Linked DNA regions of Homo sapiens: region 2 is linked to region 1. The links are chromatin contacts, found by Hi-C or POLR2A ChIA-PET in ENCODE. All regions are on one chromosome and are shown on one strand. The core of a region is the stretch at or near the end of the contact, and the rest is flanking DNA. Distances in the headings are between cores, read along the strand shown. Region 1 overlaps ATP11B (ATPase phospholipid transporting 11B (putative)). Region 2 holds the start of MCCC1 (methylcrotonyl-CoA carboxylase subunit 1).

Region 1 (4,321 bases), core at 783-3,282:
TGACTTTGCAAGTTTAAATACAATATTGATGCATCTATGGCAATTTTCACATAGCCCTTGAAAAGCACCAGGTAGCTTGGTGTTATTATATGACTTTATCCCCTAGAAAAGAATGAACAGGTCTGAAAAGACCTTCTAGATTATTCACATGAGAAAAAGGGTAAGAAAATAATAGTAACCAATAATATAACCTGTGATGTTGGAGAAACCTGGAAGGGCATTTATAGTCTAATATGATATTAATTACTAAGTTAAACATTTTATTAGGAGAATAAAAAAATTCAGAAAAAAACAATATGGCGCAATTTTAAGTGAAAAGAAGTATAGATGATAATAGCTACCTTCAAGAGAACATGTAAAAGTAAATTCAATAACTCCTGGGGCAGGTTCAAAAGAGGTAATGCTGCATCAAAATGGCTATGTAAAGAATAATGGGGGCATATTACCATAATCGATATCAAGAAAATGGATATATGTATATAGCAGAAAAAATCTGGGGCTCATTTAAAATTAATTCTAGTTTTAAAAAAATCATTAACAAAAACGTATATTGTCATTAAAGAGAAATTTCCATTGAAGGAGAAGTTGAAAAAATTCTGTAGAGGTTCTATTGTATCTTAGTCTAACTCCTATCTTGATTCTGTGCAATGAAGCTATGTTATTAGGTAAAATAGTATTATAAATCAAGCTCTTTGGGAAATTTGCTGGCCTAGGTACATGACAGAGCCACATTTTATAATACAATTATGTAAATCATAACAAAGTCCCAGAGTTTAAGTGCTCATCCTTCTACGTGGAATGAAATTACTACAAAATGGTATCACAGCATTATGGAAATATTTCAGATCACGTTATAATCAAGTCAGAATAAACGGGGATTGAAACCACAGACATTATGTTAACATAAGAATGCTATTTATAAATTCAATTGTATCATAAAGGCATGGCTAAGCTAAAGCTAAAGTGAGAACTAACAAGTTCACCAGTAAAAGTTACCTGAATTTTATAACAGATGAATGATATCATACTCATCATTTTTTTAAAACACAAAGCTAACCAAATAATAAAAATCCTTTTTCCAGTAGATAGGAGTAGTGCCTTCTTCACTCTTTATAACCTGTTCCTGGGGTAATTTCCAACCTTTTCCAAGCCCTGGCACATGTAGAAAGTGCTAATATTCATGTAGCACATTTGGGACAATGGCAACCAACATCTCTCCCTGCCCATTTGTACCTCCATGCATACCGTGTACTGCTGCCCTGATTTTGAGAATATGGTATCATTCACCTAAAGAACACCAAGTGTGGAAAAAGCTCTTTCTACCCCCTAACATCCTCTAAATAGTGATATAACTCTTGGGGAAATGTATGAATAAATAAATCCATTGCAAGTTTAAATGAATTTTAAATGGTGTTTACCAAAAGGTGTTTTTTTTCGTTATGGTGCACAACAGCAGGCATGGTGATAAATCTCATTCAAGAAACAGATTTAGGAGGGGACAAAAATGCTAAGATTCTTTTACTCCATAATTTAAAAAGCCTGTTCTAACTCATACACTTTTAATTAGGCAATAAATACCAAGCAAAAGAAACTTAAAAATCATGACTCATTTCAAAACTTCATTACAGACATAAGAAGAGGTAGGGGAGCAGAAATACAGCCTTTTGTGTTTATAAATACCTCAAAGCCTCAAATAACCAACTGGAAAATATACATACAGAGTAAGAAAAGGAAAGCCTTTGACTTCACTGTTATGTTGAGATTATTTTGTAAAGACAAAAAGCAAAAAAATTTTAAAAAAATAAAAAGGAAATAGTATATGTATAATTTAAAAAAGAAAGTTATACAAACCATAAAAGAGTACCATAAACACACTCCTACTGAGCACATTTTAGAAAGATTATGAAACAAAATTTTTTGTTCATTAGATGAAGTCTCTTCAAAGGTGCTTTCTCTTCCTTTGTGAGTGAAAAAGCCCTTACCCCAAAGCCACAAAGTGAAATCTACCACCAAAGAGTGCTAATAAATAGCAGACTTCCTGCTTCAGTTGGTAAAACCAGCTGCTGATTTATTAGGTATCTAGAGCGGCAGGTTCATCCTGTTCCAGATAGGATACTCATCTGCAGCAAAGGCTACTTAGAGAGATTTCACACCTGCTGATGTGGGTTGGACTACATCTTCCTATAACTCGTTCCAGCATTCTTCCAACAGATGCACACGCTGCTTCTCCTTCCGGGAAACAGCACATGGAGTCCAAGCACTTGATACCTGCATTTGTTTCAGTAAGCTGCGGGAGGTGAAGCAGAAAACATCAGTTGTTTAAAGATATGGACTTCTGAAAAGCATTAGAACATTACAACAAGCACTTTCAAATCAAAGGTAACATATATAAACCTACATGTTTTTCTATAATATGGGAAACATATGAAAGGCTTTAATTTACTAGAGTATAACCATCCAAAATTATTTTAAAGCCTTGTATCCTAAATTAGAGGTCTAGTAAAATAATTATATAAATTAAGAAGCTGGATATTATGTAAATCTACTTTTAATGTTTCATTTTAATCATTTATTATGGTCAAAATGATTTCCATCAACCACTCAGGAATGTAATGAATTCCAATTCTGCATGGAGTTTTTCTTTAGGTGAAATGCTCCTGCAATTTCAATTAAAAATGTCTAGCCTGCAATTTCAATGAACAATGTCCAACAATTGAGATAAGTGGAGTATGAATTATCTTTAAGACTGGGAAATAACAATCAGGCAGGACCTCACCCCAATGTTCAGTAACAACAACAATGGCAGCAAACACTTTACGTATGCTTTACTATGTGCCAGGTTCTAAGCACTCTACATAGATCCACTCCATACTTATCTTTGAAAAAAGCATCATTTATCATAAATTGCTAAAAACTTTTAAGTGGCAATCATCCCATCATCAGCTCATCCTGCTTTGTAACAGTTAGCTGACAGTTTAATAAATTAAAATTTATTAAACAAGTGAATAAGTAGTACTATCAAGATTTGAAACTGAATTACTTTCTGAAAGTATGCAAGATTTATGTTGATTCAGGCATAAATAGCCCAGCAAGATAATTTTATTCCACACGACTAACAATTTTAACTGAGTAAAAATGAGGGGGAAAGATGGTATGACCACGTAGCTCGATGAATCCCAACCCTGGTTTTGTTTGTCAAAGATGCTCCGAAATTTTTCAAGGGCTGTTGTTTTAAAAAAAAAACACCTTATTTCAATTCACCTTCTTTTACATATATAACATCCTACGTAACACATCTTTTGAGGATAGAGAAGGAGAATAAATACAGGGCTGCACTTCCACGAAGGTTGGGAATCACCATGTGCTGGGTGCAGGCAACAGAGGATGTTTGTGGAGATGCTCACAATGAACAGAAGAGACGGACGTGATGGAACAGAAACCTGGCATTCTGAATGTAAACAACTGCTGATGTCCTGCAAGATCCATGCTCAGAAGATTCAACACCACACAGTGTGAAACAACATGGTTCTTATCTGGCAACTGCCTGATGACAGTGTCCTAGGATCAGCTAAGCACTGAGAAAGAGCCAAACTTGACTTGTTCTTTCGTTACAATACTCTTGGTTTAGAATTGTTTAGGGCACAGTTTCTTAAACTGTGTTTTGTAAGATATTTACAGACATTTCATGAAAAAAAAAAAGGGGGTCAGTGTTCAATTAAATTTGGGAAACACTAATTTAACAAAGTTCTAAACAGACTTTTAAAGTAGAGGACTGTGAAGTCAGGATACATGGTCATCTCCATGGGGGAAGCCTGAGATATCATAATTCTCCACTCATTTTCTTAGTGGGAGAAACCATACACCCCCACCCACCAACCAGCAAATATTAAGCAACACCAGGAGGATCATTCATATTCAGAGGAACAGTTTAGGAAATGCTGGTTTAGGTAACAGGATTTCATCAGTTTTCCAGTATTCTCTTTGGGTCCCTGGACTCCAGTTTTCCCAATCTCAAATTTACCCCTTGTAGCAACCCAGACTCCAGGGCTCCTACATGCTCAAAGGATAAAGCCCCACACCGCATGAAGCCTTGAAGGCCCTTTACAGCCTGACCCCAGGCTGCCTTTCCTGCTCTGCTTCCCAATGCTCTGGTGCAGTCTCCACTCCAGCCAACCAATGTTCCCTGCCTGTGGGCAACGTGTCGGGGCCTGCCATCAATCAGGGTCAGAATGCTGACCCCTACATCAGCGTTCAGCTTAAATCCTACCGTCTCCATTAACTTCCCTCACCTCTCCAACTATGAGTCATCTCTTTCTCTGAT
Region 2 (4,321 bases), core at 587-3,086, 190 kb before region 1:
CACCGGGGCTGCAGGTGGAGCTGCCTGCCAGTCCTGCGCCGCCGTGCGCTCGCATTCCTCAGCTCTTGGGTGGTCGATGGGACTGGGCGCCGTGGAGCAGGGGGTGGCGCTCATCGGGGAGGCTTGGGCCGCACAGGAGCCCATGGAGTGGGTGGGAGGTTCAGGCATGGCGGGCTGCAGGTCCCGAGCCCTGCCCCGTGGGAAGGCAGCCAAGGCCCGGCGAGAAATCGAGCGCAGCGCCGGTGGGCCAGCACTGCTGGGGGACTCAGTACACCCTCCGCAGCCACTGGCCCGGGTGCTAAGTCCCCCATTGCCCGGGGTCAGCAGGGCTGGCTGGCTGTTCCGAGTGCGGGGCCCACCAAGCCCACGCCCACCCGGAACTCCAGCTGGCCCGCAAGTGCCGCACACAGCCCCAGTTCCCGCTCGTGTCTCTCCCTCCACACCTCCCTGCAAGCTGAGGGAGTGGGCTCCGGCCTTGGCCAGCCCAGAAAGGGGCTCCCACAGTGCAGTGGGGGACTGAAGGGCTCCTCAAATGCCACCAAAGTGGGAGCCCAGGCAGGGGAGGTGCCGAGAGCAAGCGAGGGTTCTGAGGACTGCCAGCACGCTGTCACATCTCAATGGGGGGTTACAAGACATGAGCCACAGCACCCAGCGTAGTTAATATTTTATTTAGAATTTTTCCACTGATACTTACATGTGAAATTGGTCTGTCGTGTGTGTGTGCGTGATATCTTTGTTGATTTTGGTATCAAAGTTATGTTTACTTTTTAAAAAGAGTTTGGAAGACTTCCATCTTTTTTGTGCTCTGGGACAGAATTAATAGCATTTGAGTCAATTACTCATTTGTGTGGAATTTTCTTGCAAGACATGGAGGGCTTTTGTAACTTTTAGGGGTGAAGGTGAAGGTGAAAGTGGGCCATGGTGGTAGCAAGGATAGTTCTTTGATAAACTTCTCTATTTTTTCTGTGGTAACGGTTTGCTTAAATTTTGTCTCTTCCAGGATCTATTTTGATAAATTGTATTTTCTTGTAACATCATCCATTTCATCCAGAGTTTTAAGTTCACTTGAAGTTAAGCAAAATTAGCATCTTACAAATCTATAATTTGTTTCCTGTGTCTGTGATTTTCCCCTGCTTGTTTTTTAAATCATGTCAAATGTGCATTTTTCTCTATTTCTGATTAGATAACTATTTTATTTTTTGTGAACCTGTGGGTTTATTAGTCCTTTGACACTGGTTTCCTGAATTCATTTATTTATTCCTTTATCTTCCCTAATTTCTCCCTCCTGCTTTCCTCATGAAGCATCTACATGTAGTGTTTACAGTTTCTTTATTCTCTAGATGTTCCTCAGTTTGCTCTTTGACTTCCTCTTTTTCCCAATAGTCAGTTAGAATACCTGTTTTAAGCTCAGGTGGTTTAAAGATTTTCACTTTAGCTTATTTATTTTTTCATCCCTGAGAGCACTAGAGAATTGTGTATCCTGCTGTCCATCCGCATTTGGCTTCTTCCCCAGGGTTCTTCTCCCAGAAGGTGACGAGAGCGAAGAAACCCCACGGGATGCAGGAAGAAACAGTGACAGGCAACCAAGAGGGGGAGGATGGAGAAAACCCTTGCCTTAGTCAGAGCAGGCCCCAGGGGACGCAGAAACAAAGGCCACACCCCCACGAGCACGTGGCCAGACTGCCCAATCGTCGCTACTGAAGCCGGGCTCTGGTCTTTGATTGGTGTTCGTGGAGACGCCCTCACATTCTTGGATCAGCCCAAAGGTAGGCTCAGGCTCCGACGGTGGCCGGCGGGGGTCACGAGGCTTCGTAGTGGAGGAACGGGTTTGGCGTGTGGGACGCAGCTGCCTCTGTACTGGGGAGTCACGGAGTGGCCGGGCTCCAGGGACATGGCGGCGGCCTCTGCGGTGTCGGTGCTGCTGGTGGCGGCGGAGAGGAACCGGTGGCATCGTCTCCCGAGCCTGCTCCTGCCGCCGAGGTGGGTGGAGGGGCCATGGCTCAGTGGGCAGAGGCGGGAGCGAGGGGTGCACGGACCCGCGTGAGCGGTGGGAGGTGCGGCGGAACCCAGGGTCGGTGTGGGGAGGACGGTAGGAAAACCCCAGGCACTTTCGGAGGGGTTCTGCCGGCAGTCACGGCGTCGGGAGGAAGACATCCCCACCAGCCCTTCCCTTTCTCCCCGCTTCCGCACATCCACGCTTCAGCGCGCCTTTGGCTTCTGTTTTTCCATTTCTGAGGACTGGGCCCGCCATCCTCCAGGCTCCCCTCGCCGTCGCTGCAGCTCGTAGCCGTTTACATCGGGCTTTCGCAGCACCCCTTAGGTGGGAGCGTTGTTATAATCCGGTTCCGGGGAAGCCCAAAGGGATCAACGACTTCCTCAACGAAACACAGCTAGTAAGAAATGGGGCCGGGATGCCCTCAAAGCCATTTTTCAGTTCAGCTGTGCCCCATCAGGTGTCCAGTTCAGAGAAAGACTCCTGGAGTTCCTTCTCATTGTTAGAAGAGTGAAGTTGTCAAGAAGAGCAAATGTACCTTCCACAGAGCTGGGAAATTATTTTGTCAAAAACTCTTGTACCCAAGTTTGAACAACGCTATCAGATGACTCAGTCTAGCTCACCTGACTCCAGCTCTGTTTCAAATTTTGAGCTCTAAGCTTTGGTGGCAATAACTCTGGCAGTGAAAAAACCCTCAGGCTTGTAGATAGCTTTGCTTCTTTGTCTTCTTTTGCTTCATCGTTATCATCCTTCATCATTCTGGAAAGATTGACAGTTTAGTGTTCAAGGGCACAGACTCTGCAGTCAAGGCTGAGGTCTTAGTTAGCTACTCACTAGGTGTGTGACTTTGGGTAAGTTACTTAATATTTCTTCTTTAATTTCCTCACCTTGGAGATGATACGAGTACCTTGGGTTGTGAAAACTAAATGAATTAATTCATGGAATGAGGTTTAAGCACAATCTGGTACATAAGATCAGTCTATAAATGCAAACTCAACCATTTATATGAACGTTTGCTTGCTTTTATTTTCCAGAAATATTGTAGATGCCCTTTTTAGTTACTTAATTGTAGGAGTGCCCCAGAGAAACATAAGAAAGTTGTTGGAAGTTGGCGGGGCGCGGTAGCTCACGCCTGTAATCGCAGCACTTTGGGACGCCGAGGCGGGCAGATCACGAGGTCAGGAGATCGAGACCAACCTGGATAACACGGTGAAACCCCGTCTGTACTAAAAAATACAAAAAATTTAGCCGGGCGTGGTGACACGCGCCTATAGTCCCGCCTGTTAGTCCCAGCTACTCGGGAGGCTGAGGCAGGAGAATGGTGTGAACCCAGGAGGCGGAGCTTGCAGTGAGCTAAGATCACGCCACTGCACTCCAGCCTGGGCGACAGAGTAAGACTCCGTCTCAAATAAAAAATAAAAAAATAAAAAAAAAAGTTGGTGTAAGTAATGTTAATGTTCTTCTTGTTCTTCTGGTTTTTCTTTTCTTAGGCCTCCAGGGCTCTTCAGGATAGTACCATAGACCCATTTCCTGTCTTCCCTTTCAAAGCTTAGCTATTGTCTAAAGAACTATCCTCAAGTATGTCACTCTGGAGAGTGTTAGAGTTGTTAATGGCTTATAGAAGTAAAACTCTTTGCCAGGAGACTTGGTTCATGCCTGTATTTTCAGCAGTTTCTCAGCACTGTGGGATCCAAGGTGGGAGGATTGCTTGAGTTCAAGAGTTCAAGACCAGCCTGGGCAACACAGTGAGGCTTCATCTCTACAAAACATTAAAAAATTAGCCAGGCGTAGTGGCACACACTTGTAGTCACAGCTACTTGGGAGGATGAGGAGGGCGAGGACGGCCTGAGTCCAGGGGTTCCAGGCCGTAGTGAGCCATGATCACACCACTGTACTCCATCCTGGGTGACATCCCATCTCAAATAAAACAAAAACAAAAAAATCTTAACAGCACAGATAGTTTACATTATTTTTATGTTATGAATCTTTAGTAGCTCACAGAAAATAATCTCTGGTGGCAGAATTATAGACATGACAATAAGCTGGTATAGAGCTACCTTGAATCAGGGAAGCAGCTTCTTTTTTTTTTTTTGAGACGGAGTCTCGCTCTGTCGCCCAGGCCGGACTGCGGACTGCAGTGGCGCAATCTCGGCTCACTGCAAGCTCCGGGGAAGCAGCTTCTTAATCTTGTTTAAGCCATTGCTTTTAAGTTGCAGCTTAGATAATTGTGAAAAATGGAATAGATGATCAGAACATTGTTGGGATAGTGGATTACAGTTAAGTGGGATCTCTGTCTCTTTCTCCCTCTTTTTCCCTCTCTCCCTTCTT

The links. A loop is a pair of places that touch in the nucleus more often than their neighbours do. ChIA-PET counts read pairs that join two places held with the same protein, here RNA polymerase II (POLR2A). Pooled maps may share reads with other maps.
Region 2: a loop to region 1 is called in a map of OCI-LY7, with 2.6 times the contacts of the local background. The contact joins the promoter of MCCC1 here to the enhancer-like site in region 1. A Hi-C loop is called at or near these places in 13 of 168 maps with a recorded cell type or tissue (CD4-positive, alpha-beta memory T cell, GM12878, IMR-90 and 9 more), 30 of 37 single-sample maps with no recorded cell type and 19 of 50 pooled maps. POLR2A ChIA-PET finds 5 or more read pairs at or near these places in 9 of 52 experiments (AG04449, BJ, WTC11 and 6 more).

Annotation. Positions count from the first base shown.
Region 1 is chr3:182,911,827-182,916,147 of GRCh38, reverse strand. It overlaps ATP11B (ATPase phospholipid transporting 11B (putative)), which reads right to left. Exons shown (of 30, transcript NM_014616.3): 29 at 2,154-2,287. Among named protein-coding and RNA genes, the nearest start is that of DCUN1D1, 67 kb to the left of the region's middle. RefSeq lists a silencer at 1,967-2,106. Within about 2 kb of position 2,032, at least 5 of the 41 ENCODE cell types and tissues checked have a DNase peak (open chromatin) inside an H3K27ac peak, as active enhancers do; they include GM12878 and OCI-LY7, where a contact is called at or near this core.
Region 2 is chr3:183,097,011-183,101,331 of GRCh38, reverse strand. It overlaps MCCC1 (methylcrotonyl-CoA carboxylase subunit 1), which reads left to right and starts at 1,836. Exons shown (of 19, transcript NM_020166.5): 1 at 1,836-1,980. The coding sequence starts at 1,892. RefSeq lists an enhancer at 1,771-1,910.